2 separate regions of the Homo sapiens genome follow, and region 2 is linked to region 1. Evidence: chromatin contacts called from ENCODE Hi-C or POLR2A ChIA-PET data. All regions are on one chromosome and are shown on one strand. Each heading gives the region's core, a stretch centred on a gene start or an enhancer-like site at or near the end of the contact. The rest is flanking DNA. Distances are from core to core; before and after follow the strand shown. Region 1 holds the start of TAF1B (TATA-box binding protein associated factor, RNA polymerase I subunit B). Region 2 overlaps LOC100996549 (a long non-coding RNA gene).

The links. A loop is a pair of places that touch in the nucleus more often than their neighbours do. ChIA-PET counts read pairs that join two places held with the same protein, here RNA polymerase II (POLR2A). Pooled maps may share reads with other maps.
Region 2: a loop to region 1 is called in a pooled map, with 3 times the contacts of the local background. The contact joins the enhancer-like site here to the promoter of TAF1B in region 1. A Hi-C loop is called at or near these places in 1 of 168 maps with a recorded cell type or tissue (naive thymus-derived CD4-positive, alpha-beta T cell) and 13 of 50 pooled maps. POLR2A ChIA-PET finds 5 or more read pairs at or near these places in 13 of 52 experiments (A549, H1, HepG2 and 8 more).

The regions. Positions count from the first base shown.
Region 1 is chr2:9,838,282-9,844,927 of GRCh38, reverse strand. TAF1B (TATA-box binding protein associated factor, RNA polymerase I subunit B) reads right to left here and starts at 1,454. Exons shown (of 15, transcript NM_005680.3): 1 at 1,369-1,454. The coding sequence starts at 1,386. RefSeq lists a silencer at 1,094-1,173.
Region 2 is chr2:9,766,176-9,772,531 of GRCh38, reverse strand. The region is part of intron 2 of LOC100996549 (a long non-coding RNA gene); the gene reads left to right. Among named protein-coding and RNA genes, the nearest start is that of TAF1B, 74 kb to the left of the region's middle. RefSeq lists enhancers at 488-1,415, 1,416-2,344, 6,209-6,356 and a silencer at 3,047-3,156. Within about 2 kb of position 2,016, at least 8 of the 41 ENCODE cell types and tissues checked have a DNase peak (open chromatin) inside an H3K27ac peak, as active enhancers do.

The sequences.
Region 1 (6,646 bases), core at 205-2,704:
TACTGTGAGAAGATGACAAACAAGTATAGAGAAGACTTTTAAAAAATGCAAATACAATTTGGAACTCCTCCAGGACACTAAAAGCGCATACCACAGAGGAACTAGATTTGTAATGGTTTCAAGTTTCGATTTATTCACTCGGCAGCATAAGGGGTATCAACTATGTGTGTACCAGGCTTTTTACTAGGTGCTGGGGATTCAATGGTGAGCAAAACAGACCAGACATGATCCCTAGTCTGGGTATACGCTAGCTAATGGTGAGTTACAATTATTCATTTCATCAGCCTAGCATTTACAGAAGTTAGCCAACCATCATCAGTAAACATTTTTTAAGCCTCTACTATAAGACCGTACTGCTCCTGTATATACAGGCCTAATTCTCTGATCCCCAACTCTTTGGAGTTTGACTTGTTGTTAGCATTGATCTAATTATCGAGTATCATTTAATACCATCAAAGCGTGTGCCATTTGGCCGAGGGCGGGGGATCACCCCTATAATCCCAGCACTTTGCGAGGCTGAGGCAGGAAGATCGCCTGAGCCCAGGAGTTCAATACCAGTCTGGACAACATAGCGAGACCCCTGCCCCTACAAAAAATTAAAAAAAAAAAAATTAGCCGGGCTTGGTGGTGCATGTCTGTAGCCCTAGCTCATTGGAAGGCTGAGGCGGAAGGATCTCTCGAGCCCAGGATTCGAGGCTGCAGTGAGCCGTGATCGTGCCACTGTACTCCAGCCTGGGGGAAGAAGTGAGATCTTGTCTCAAAAATAAAAAACAAAAATGTGCCATTTTACGTAGTACCTAAAACAAAACAAAATGCATGCCAAATCAATTTTGGCAACTTGGTAAAGTGTTCAGTGACCCCGTACTAACACTACGATGAATGATAGCTGGACAATTTGGGGAGTTCCCAAACCCGAATTTAGAATCCCTGCTGGAGACAGTGGCAAGGATTCCCGGAGAGACCGACAGGGGTTACCCGGCGGCATCTCAGGTTCCAACCCCTGCCCCTCCCTCACCCACCCCAGCATTAAAGGGAACTTGTGGGTGGTCCAGTCTCGAGGATGAGCCCTGTGGGTGGCCACCCCACAAAACCCACAGCTTCATCCTTAAACACACCCATAACGACAAACACCACACCCTCCCTCCCCCACAACCTCGCCGAGCCAGAAACTCCAGCCTCTTTACCAAAGCCGCGCGCGCATGCGGCCGGCCAGCCCCAGTCCTTAGCCCGCCCTGCAGCCCTCCGCCCCGCCTTCCTCCAGCCGGTGGCGTCGCCGCCCCAACCCGCGGCGTCCTCCGCCGCTCCTCCTCAGCTTCTCTCTCCTCCGGCCCCGGCGATCGTGGCCCGCCAGGTGCACCGCCTCCTTACCGCCTCCTCGAGGTCCATCGCGGCGCCGCGGGAGCTTCCACAGCCGGGACCCGTTACCCGGGTAGCGAGCGCAGCTTCCGGGAAAGGCTGGAGAAGCTTCCGGCCGGAAACGCGAGATCCGCGCCTAGGATTCCGTGCGCCTGCGCGGCAGGGAAACCGCGCGCTCGGGGGCGAGGCTCCGCAAAGCTCGCAGACCCCTCGCGGACTACCTAACTTTCCTACTCTTGAGAACCAAAACCAACCAATAAGAAAGTGGGCGACGCCTACTGCTGAGTGGTTTGATCAAGCTCCGTTCCGACGATCATTCATTCCAAGACAGACTTGCTCCTCCGGCGGCACGGGGGGTCGGACAAGGCCGTGCTCGCGAGCGCGGGCTCTGTCCTCTGTGGGTTCCGCCCTCCGTGGGTTCTGCCCTCCGAGTCTCGCCCCTTGCTGGCTTTTTTAAGGGGAAGCCTCGGGGCTTGGAGGAAAGCTCACGGGCTGTGAGTTAGACCTAGGTTTCTAATCACGGCTCTCCTGCTTACTTGTGCCTCAGTTTACTCCTCTGTAAGAATTAGATGTTATCTGTGAGCCCCTTATAATTGAGTCTCCACCGGGCGTGCTGGTTCACGCCTGTAATCCTGGGGAGGCTGAGTCGGGAGGATTGCTTGAGGCCAGGAGTTGGAGACCAGCCGGGGCAACAAAGCGAGACCCCTTCTCTGCATAAGTAAATAACTGAATAAATAAATGCATGAGTGAATATAATTGAGTCTCAGTAAGTGCTCAATAAATTTAGCTCTTATTGTTTCTTCATCTAACACATTCATTCCTTGTTTTATTTATTAAACAGGAACTGGTTTGTGTCCTGGGGATTCAGCAGTGAACAAAGTAAACAAAAGTCCTTGCCTTCATGGAGATTGTATTCTGATGGGGAGAGACAAAAATAAATAAGGAAAATATGTGGTATGTTAAGTGGTGGTGAGTTCCAAGGAGAAAAATAAAGAGGAGAGGAGAATGGGAACAACAAGGTGATTTCAGTCTGAAATGTGATGTTCAAGAGAGATCTCATTGAGAAGAGGATTTTTGATATAATCGTACATCCCAAGAAGTTAGAAAAAAGATTAAACTGAAAAATAATGGGATGAAGGAAATGTTTAAAAAAGAGAAATTAATAAAAGAGAAAGCAAGCTTCGATAGGCTCCACAAAGGCTTGCTGTGGTGGCTGGTGCCTGTAATCCCATCACTGTGGGAGGCGAAGGCGGGCAGATTGCTGGAGGGCGGGAGTTGGAGACCAGCCTGCCCAACATATTGAGTCCTCATCTCTATAGGCTGGAGTACAATGGTTCAATCTCAGCTCAGTGCAGCCTCCACCTCCCAGGTTCAAGCAATTCTCCTGCCTCAGCCTCCCAAGTAGCTGGGATTATAGGCACGCGCCACGACGCCTGGCGAATTTTTGTATTTTTAGTAGAGACGGGGTTTCACCAGGTTGGCTGGGCTGATCTCGAACTCCTGACCTCAAGTGATCTGCCCACCTCGGCCTCCCAAAGTGCTAGGATTACAGGCGTGAGCCACCACGCCCAGCCTAAAAGATATTTTTTAAGAAGAGAGTCTCAACCAACTAACATTAGCTCTTTGAAAATACTAATACATTCGATAAACTCTGGAAAGATTGATCAAAAAGAAAAGAGCCCAGCTTGGTGATGCACACCTACAGTCCTAGCTACTTGGGAGGATGAGACGGGAGGTTTGCTTGAGCTCAAGGCTGCAGTGAGCTATAATCGGGCCACTGTGCTCCAGTCTGAGCAACGGAGCAAAGAAAATCAAAATAAACTGATATCAGTGGCATCACTAACCAATATGTAGGGGCATCACTGCAAATACCACAGACATTAAAAAGATCATAAGGGCATATTCTGAACAACTCTAGGCCAATAAATGTGAAAATTCCACCAATTTTTTTTTTTAAGACAGTCTTGCTCTTTCACCCAGTCTGGAGTGCAGTGGCACCATCTCAGCCCACTGCAACCTCCGCTTCCCAGGTTCAAGCAATTCTCCTGCCTCAGCCTCCTAAATAGCTGGGACTACAGGCGCCTACCACCACACCTGGCTAAGTTTTGTATTTTTAGTAGAGATGGAGTTTCACCATATTGGCCAGGCTGATCTTGAACTCCTGACCTGCCCACCTCGGCCTCCCAAAGTACTGGGGTTACAGGCATGAGCCACCACGCCTGGCCAAATTCTACCAAATTTTTAAGAAAGAAATAGGCCAGTCATGGTGGCTCACGCCTGTAATCCCACCACTTTAGGAGGCTGAGGCAGGAGAATATTTGAGGCCAGGAGTTCGAGACCAGCCTGACCAACATGACAAAACCTCGTCTCTACTAAAAATACAAAAATTAGCTGGGCATGGTGTTGCACGCCTGTAATCCTAGCTACCTGGGAGGCTGAGGCACAAGAATTGCTTGAACCTGGGAGGCAGAGGTTGCAGTGGGCCAAGATCATGCCATTGCACTCCAGCCTGGTTGATAGAGAGAGACTCTGTCTCAATAATAATAATAATTTTAAAAAGAAATAAATAACACCCATCTTATACAGATGCTTCCAAATAATGAAAAAAGAAGAGCATTTACCAGTACATTTTAGGAGACAAGCATGACCTTGACACCAAAACTTGACAAGGATATTTCAAGAAAAGTCAAAATTAAAAAGCAATTCCTCTCATAAACATACATGCAAAAGTTCCAAACAAAACATCAGTAAATTGAATGTACATCCTGTTGTACTCAGCAATATATAAATAGGATAATAAATCACAGCCAAGTTAGGTTTATTCTAGGAATGCAAGTTTGTTTAACATCGAGCCTGTAATCTCAGCATTTTGGAAGGCCAAGGTGGACAGAACACTTAAGCCCAGGAGTTTGAGATCAGCCTGGGAAACATAATGAGACCTCATTTCTGCAAAAAATTAAAAAATTAGCTGGGTGTGGTGGCACAGTCCAATAGTCCCAGGTACCTAGGAGACTGAGGTGGGAGGATCGGTTGAGGCTGCAGTGAGCTGTGGTCACGCCACTGCATTCCAGCCTACATGACAAAGCAAGACCTTTTCTCAAAATTAAAAAATGTTAAAAGAAAAAGTAGAGAAAAAAGAATAAAGATTTAAAAAATAAATAAAAGAGAAAAAAATAAATCATACAGTAATCTAGTGTGATGCAAGGATAGACCAAAAAATTGACAGAACTGAATAGAAAGTCCAGAAACGGACTCATAAGTACATATAAAATAATCTGATTTACAACAAAGCTGCTACTAAAATTCAGTGAGGAAAGAATAGCTTTTCTCCTTTTTCTTTGTTTCTTTTTTGAGATAGAGTCTTGCTCTGTTGCCCAGGCTGGAGTGCAATGGCACAATCGCGGCTCACTGCAACCTCTGCCACTCAGGTTCAAGCAATTCTCGGGCCTTAGCTTCCCAAGTAGAGGTAGCTGGGACTACAGGCATGTGCCATGACACCTGGCTAATTTTGTATTTTTTAGTAGAGATGGAATTTTGCCATGTTGGCCAGGCTGGTCTCGAACTCATAGCCTCTAGTGATCCACCCACCTCGGCCTCCCAAAGTGCTGGGATTATAGGCGTGAGCTGAAAGAATAGTTTTTCAATAAATGGTTCTGAATCAATCAGACATGCATATGAGAAAATTATTGACCCCTTTCTCACACTGTACACAAAAATTAATTCAAATAGATCCTACATGTGATAGGTAAAACCATAAAGCTTCTAGAAAAAAAAAGTGGTAAATATCTTTATGATTTGGTGTGGAATAGACTTCATCAACAGGGCACAAAAAGCACTACTCCTAAGAGAAAAGGTCATTACACTGGATTTCATTAAATTAAGAACTTCGATTCATCAGAAGACATTGTTAGGCTGAGCACAGTGGCTCACGCCTAGAACCTAGCACTTTCAGAGGCCGAGGTGGGAGGATTGCTTCAGCCCAGAAGTTCAAGATCAGCCTGGGCAACATAGAGAGATCCTATCTCTACAAAATTTTTTTAAAACTTAGTTGGGTGTGGTGGGCATGCCTGTAGTTCCAGCTACTCAGGAGGCTGGGTCGGGGGGATTGCTTCAGCCCGGGAAGTCAAGGCTGCAGTGAGCTGTGATCATGACACTTCCCTCCAGCCTGGGTGACAGAGACCCTGTCTTTAAAAAAAATTAAAAAAAAAAAGACATAATTAAAGCAAACTAAAAACTGAGAGAAGAAATTCACAATACATATTCGACAAGACATGTAACAAAGGTTTCCTACCGATCTATTAAGAAATAATAAACAATCCAGTTAAAAATAGGCAAAAAGATTTGAACAGGTATTTCATAAAAGATAACAGCTAAATGGTCAATAAATATATGAAAATGTACGCAACGTCATTACTTATCAGACAAGTACAAATTAGATCAGGCTTGGTGGCTCATGCCTATAATCCCAGGATTTTAGGAGGTCAAGGCCTTGCCTTCCACCATGATTGTGAGGCTTCCCCAGCCACATGGAACTGAATAAGTCCATTTGAACCTCCTCCTTTTGTAAATTGCCCGGTCTCGGGTATGTCTTTATCAGCAGTGTGAAAACAGACTAATGCAGTGCGTGAGAAGGGAGAGGATCTGCAGCACCATGGAGGGGTCAGCCCTAGCATAGAGGGTTCATCTGCTGCAGAACCAGGAAAGAAGGGAGAGCACGTGGGACAGCGCAGGTGCATGAGGTGGAAGGTCTGTTCTCTGAGCTTCATTGAAATGGAAGCAAGTCATCAGTTGAGAGTGGGAGTGGGGAGGGCTGTGGGAAGTTTGAGAGGAGACCAGAGGTGTAATAACTCTTGGAAATGGAAGAATGGAATCAGGAATCTAGCAAAAATTGCAAGCAGCATGAGGGCCTACTTGACATTTGCAATCATAAATATAAAGATAAGGCAGTCAAGACACCCAGCCATTCTGATGCTCACTTTGTTAAAACATTCCCTTTACCCTGAAGGGACAAATTAAGTGTATTCCCCATTTCAAAAATATCTGCCAATACTACTGACAACTACTTGTCATCCCAGGAATACTTACTTTCCTGTTTTTTAAAAAAGAAGGTAACTAGCTCATCTGTGGGTCTGGCAGGTCTTTGAAATGTTTTGCCATGAGGTATCCAAAAGCCTTCTGTGGGGACACAGGACTTTTGTGGATATTCATGCTCAGTCCAGATGACGGCGATTCCTGCGCTATATCTGCACAGTCTTGTCTTCATAAAATTGACTATATCCTGACACACTCC
Region 2 (6,356 bases), core at 767-3,266, 73 kb after region 1:
TTCAAAAGAAATCTAGAGTGAAAGGAAGAGAGTTTCTATTTTTGATGAGACACCAGTGAAATGGAGGCTTTTTAAATAATTAAAATCCAGAATACATTATTTATTCAGGTCGGATATGAAGCTGCCTTTCCTTTTAGGAACATCAGCCCCACCCGCACATTGTCACTCATTTCCTTGTACCCTGGCAAGTCATTCACCCTATCTGGACCTCAGTGCTCTCCTCTGTAAAATGGGTGGAACACCAGGCAGGGGGTTGGGCTCTAAGGGCTTCCAGGGTCTAGAGCAGCCCAAAGACCCAGCCAAAGCGGGCCTCCTCCAGGAAGCCCTCCCACCTTCCCTTTGTGCTTCTGCAGCACTCTGCCATCCCCTGTCAAAGCTCTCACCACCTCCATGGCTTCACGCTTACACACCTGTCTTCCCACCAGAGTCTGAGCTCCTTGAGTTCTGGGACCGAGTTGGATGAATTTCCACATCCCCAGGCCCAGCACAGGGTGGGGCGTAGAGTCTCAGTGATTGTTGAATGAATGAATGAATGAATGAATGAGGCTCCAGTGTTTGAGCGAATGTGGCTTCTTCACCCTGCTGGGAGGCCTGGGTTTGGGAAGCTTCCCCTAAGTGTAGCTGGCCACTCATCCCTGGGAATTCTGAGATGATTTTCCCTCTGAGGACTCAGCTGGGGAGGGAAGACATAGGTTACCATGGCAACAGATTTTTTTTTTCCTGCCGGAGCAAACATTTCTACAGAAACCTCAAGAGATGCCAGCCAGTGCGGGGCGCTGCCTGTTTCTCCCACGCCCTCCCTGGCCTCTGAGCCCAGAGCTGGCCCTTCTCACTGGGTTTCTCAAAGCTGCCCACTGTAAGGCTGTGCCTGAGACCTAGGTCAGCCTTGGCCTCACATCCCCCGCCCCGTGCAGGCCCTCCCACCGGTCTGTTCACAGCCCAGGCTGTCAGCAGTGGGGGAGCCAGGCCCAGAGAGGGGAGCCATAGGGTGCCCTCTCCCAGCCCAGACAGGCTTCCTCTGCCATCCACCAGTGCCCTCCACCTCAAACCCAGGTGACAGCGCCTTCTTCCCCCTCCCCCATTCACAGGGCCCCGGGAGGCTACCAGGGGGCCACCTAGAGGAGCTGGGAGGGGTGGGGGTCCTCTGGAGAGGGGCAAGGTCTCTGAGCTCAGATCCTGCCAGCTCAGACCCATGGACCTCGGGTCCTGCTGGATCCCGTCTGGGACCCTGGGGTGGGAGGCCCCAGGAACAAAACTCAGAGAGGCCTTGTGACTTTCCCCAGGACACACAGCGAGTGAGGGAGGAGGCAGGAGTTGAGCCCCGGTTTCTCTGGAGACAAGGCCCAGCCTCTGCCTCCTGTCCTGCCAGGCTAGACTCCACCTTCCACTGCCTGGAAACAGGGGACAGATGGCCCCTTCTGGAAGCACTGGGGGTGCAGAGTGCCTCGCGAGCACTGAAGGTGTTGAGGGTCTGGCTCATGCCCTGCACTGCCCGTGTGTGGACTGCAGCGTGGAAACAGTGCTCAGAGAGGCTCCGTGGCCTTGCCCCAGCTCGCAAGTGGTGGCGTAGGACGCCGATGTCAGTGCTGTCGGGCTCTGTGACACTGTGCTATCTGTCCACGCCCCTGGACCGTCTTATTGAAGACAGGCAAGGAGGAGAGAACAGGGAAGGCGGAGGGGTGAGTGGCTGGTGGGACCACAGCCCAGGCCAGGGCCGGGGCAGGGAGCAGGGGAGGGCCTTTGACACCAGGCAGCTCCCTCCCAGAGGCCATAGGCACATGGAAGGGTGAGGCCGGGAGAAGCAGTTGAGCTCAGTGGCCCAAAGCAGGGACTCTGGGACCTGCCAGACAAGAGTCAAATCCCAGCTCCACCTCTTCCCAGGGTTCGTTTGCACTTGGGACAGCTGTTTCTTTCTGATCACAGCTTTCTCACTTGTAAAATGGGGAGAGCATTCAGTGGCTCCACCTGGCGGTGTATGAGGATGAATGAGACGGATGCATTTGAGGGCTGCTCTGGGGGAGGCCGCTGCTCTTTCGTGATTTGAATCCCATGCAGTCCCTGGGCTCCTCTGCCGCTCTTGCCTCTCTGTATCCCGGTACTTGGCCCTTAGCAGGCACTCCCAGGAGCTGCTGGAACAGGCTGAGTCCTGGCGCTTATCCGAGCTGTCTTGTTTGCACGTGCTCGTCTCCCACCCACTCACTGGTGAGCTCCGCAAGAGTGTACTTCTCTCCGTCCCTGGAGCGCCACGGCGTGCTGGTGCATAGTAAGCATCTGTCCATGTCTGTCCAGTTGAATTTCTTGAGAGTCATTTGACCTTCTCAGCAGCTCTGGAGGTAGGTCGATCAGGGTTCCTCATCCCATTTCACAGATGTGAAGACCCAGGTTGAGATTCACTGGGCAGGTTGCTCATGGTCCCAGAGTTGGTCGACAGGGACAGGCATCCTGATTTACTGTTTGACTCCCAGTCCTCTGTGATTCCCATTCCACTAGGCTGCAAAGGAGGGACCAGTGGAAAAGAAAGAGAGGTCAGGTGATGCCAGGAGGTGGGGAGAATCAGCTAGACCCTCCTCAGCCGTTTTCCTAAAACCAGCCACGATCCTTAGCTCCCCGCCTCTGCTTGCCCTCCCTGATAGCTTTGCCTTGGCTGTGAGCTCAGCACAGTTGCTGGTGGGGGACAGGAGTGGGAGTGAGTGGCACTGATGGGGGAGGCAGAGGCCCCATAGTCTGTGCTCCCAGCCAAGACCACAAATTCATGACCATTCCAGAGCTCCTCAGCTTCACCCCCACCTCAAGAGCCCCCCCGCTCCCATCCTGGAGCCTCCAGCACTGCCCAGTCCCTCCTGAGATCTGTGGATCTGCGGGCTCAGCAGCCGCCCACACGGAGCTCGCCTGCAGTGCTGCCTCTCTGGCTGTCATCTCCATGGCAACGCCCACCACCCCCGCTCAGGGCCACTGTGCTCTGCGCACCTGAGCCTGACCTTCCTTTCCAGCTGCCCATTTGAGTGCGGGGGGGACACCCACGCACCTGCTCAGGCCAAGACTCAGAGCCCACTCACATGCCTGCCCCCACCCACAGGTCAGAGTGGCAGCATGTGGGCATACACAGGTGTGTGTGGGGGGGGGCATGGGTGTTAAACACACCAACACCTCATTCGAGTCCTTGAGCTTCTGTGAGAGTCTCTGGCACCTGGGGGCCGCCAGCGATGACTAAATGTGTGTGGTATCTGTGTCCCCGGTATGGGTTTGCTTTTGTCAGTGTGCCTGTGCCTCTTGGGGCCTGTGGTGCTTCCTGAGTGTCTGTCTGTATCCCTGGCAGAGTGGCGGAGGCACGGGGGCACCTCCCTGTGTTTGTCAGAGAGGCGGGATGGCAGCCCCTTTTTTTCCACTTCCCCAACGACAGGAACATGACCTGGCTTTGGCCCACTTTCTAGGGACATCCAGGCCCAGCAGTGGCTGAAGGAGACGACTTGGGAGCCATCTTTGCTGGGCTCTCCTCAGGGCAAACAGCTCACCAAGGGCACAATGAGCTTTGGCCCTGGGATCCACGGCATTTTCTCCCAAGGCGCTACCCTGATTCCATTTTCCTAATCAACGAAGGGGAGCCACAGAGGGCCACGGGCAGCACTACAGGGTGCAAGAAGCGTCGTCTCATTCTGTTAACAGCTGGCCGTGCCCCCTTGCACGGGACACAGCTTCCCTGCCTGGTAATGATTCCTTATGAACTCCAGTTCCGACTGTCCAGAAGTCCATCAAATGGTGATTGGCTAAATACTCAGTTCTTTTGACACGAGCCGCCTCCTCTCATCCTCATAATGGCCTCAGCCTCGTGGGCTGTCTCATTCTCCCCAGCTGAGAAGGAGGGAGCCGAAGTGCTGAGGAGTGAGGCCGCAGGGGACGCTGTGGAGACAGGATTCAGCTCCCAAGCCTTTGCTCTTCTCCTGCCTGCTCCCTCCAGCGCTCTGCTCACCTGCCTCTCGGGCCAGATTGGGCCCTCTGTGCTGGCTGCTGCCGCCCAGCCAAACCCCTCCCAATCGCCCTCAGCCACCAAGGCCAGGTGTTGGGGCAGGGAGGGGTGAGCAGTGGCGAAGGGCACCAGCTGCTGTGCTGGGAGGCCCCTGCTTGCCCTTTGCTACCGACAGGGCTTGAGATCAAGGGGAAAGTATCAGAAGGGAAAGGCAAAAGGCAGGCAAAGCTGTCCGGCTCCTCCTGGCTGGTGGGGAATGATGCATTGAGTTCTGAGATCAAGGGCTTCATTAGGGATCAGGCCAGGCATGTAGGACAACATAAGACCAAGGTCCTCAGAGTTGGATTCAAGGAGGTGGGAAAGAGAAGGAGGGGAGCCCCGGCTGACAGGTACAGGGACTGGGGTTCAGAGGCCGGCTCTCCTGTTCCACGAGGAGCACAAGGTGTGTGTATTCACGCATGCGTTCACACAAAAAGGGGAACTCGTCAAGTCCAACTCACTCACAGATACCCTCTGCAATGTCAGAACAATAACCGAGGCACGACCTTGCGTCGAGAGCTCAGGGTGGGAGGGACCGATCCTTCCCTAGGGGATGGGGGAGCCACAGACCAGGGAGGTCAGAAGAGGAGGGAGCACGCGAGCTACTTGTGGACGTGGTGGGGGACCTGGAGGGTCCACACACCGGGGCAGAGAGCTCCAGGCTGAAGGACGGCACAAGCAGAGGCAGGGGGCTGACAGAGCTGAGGCAGGTGGGTGAGAGGGGACCTGGCTCTGAAGCACAAGCAGAGCTTCTCAGATCTCGGGGACCTTCCTGACTCAGCAGAGTTGGGGGGCCTGAGCCTCTGCATTTCTAACAGGCTCTCAGGTGATGCTGATGTGCTGGTTTAGGGACCACACTTTGAGCTGCAAGGGTGTGGGCTGAGATGTCAGACTGTCTGGGTTTGAATTTGGATCTGTCCCCTGTTGTCTGTGCTAGTGGGCAAGTGATGACCTCCTCCTCCTGCCTGAGTTCCCTCACTTATAATATGCAGATAATCATAATAATAATGCTTACTTCAAGGGGGTGATTGTGGGGACGAAGAGGCAAATACAGTTGACTTTTGAACAACAGCGGGGATTAGGGGACACTGGCCCCCACCCCCATGGAGTTGAATATCCATGTGAAGGCTGGCGCAGTGGTTCACACCTGTAATCCCAGCACTTTGGGAGGCTGAGGTGAGAGGATCACTTGAGCCCAGGAGTTGAAGACCAGCCTAGGCAACATAGGGAGACCCTGTCTCTACAAACAGTAGAATAAAAACACTCTGGTATGGTGGCATGCGCCTGTAGTTCCAGCTTCTCAGGAGGTTGAGGTGAGAGAATTGCTTGAGCCCAGAAGGTCGAGGCTGCAGGGGGCCATGATTATGCCACTGCTCTCCAGCCCGGGTGACAGAGGGAGACCCTGTCTCAAAAAAAAAAAAAATCCATATATAACCTTAGACTCCCCCGAAAGTTAACTAATAGCCTACTGTTGACTACAAACCTTACTGATAACATAAACAGTTGATTAATACATACTTTATACAGTATATATAATATATATACACCGTATTCTTACAATACAGTAAGTTAGAGAGGAGAAAATGTTATTAAGAAAATCATCAGGAAGAGAAAACATGCTCACCATTCATTAAGGGGAAGTAGATTCATCTTTGCTGTGTTCATATTGAGTAGGCTGAGGAGGGGGAGGAAGAGGAGGGGTTGGTCTTGCTGTCTCAGGGGTGGCAGAGGCAGAAGAGGTAGAGGAGATGGGAGGGGAGGCAGGGAGGGGAGGCAGGAAGGGCGAGTGTATAGTATAACATTGATGGAGAAAAATCTGTGCATAAGTGGACCCGTATTGTTCAAGGGTCAACTGTGTATGTAAAAACACTCAGATCAGGGCTTGAGAAATGTGTTATTGTTCTAAAACGCTAGGCTGAAGAAGACCTGCTTTTTGGCTGAGGAATGGGTCACTGTTGAGTTTTAAGCAGGGCAGTGATGCAAGCAAAGTCTCCTTTAAAAGAATGTCTGTGGACAGTGTTGGGAACCGAGTGGGAGGTGGGGGACAAGCCTGGGAGGTGTGAACAAGTCAGGGCCCTGCTCCAGGAGCGGGAGGAAGCAACAAGCCTGGGCCACGGGGGCAGGGCTGGTGGAGTACAGACACTGCTGGCTCAGCTCTAACTGGAGTGGGCCCAGGGCTGGCCGGCCGCTCTGCACCCTATAGGGAACCTTCTGGGCTGGGGAGGGAGCCCCCGCCTGCGGGGCTGCTGCTGCGTGGTCACTGTGCTGACATGCCCAGCCTGGGGGCAGGTTTCTGCGGCTTGCTGGGCCCTGCACCATTTCCCAGTCCTCAGCCTCCTGGGCCTGCAGCCTC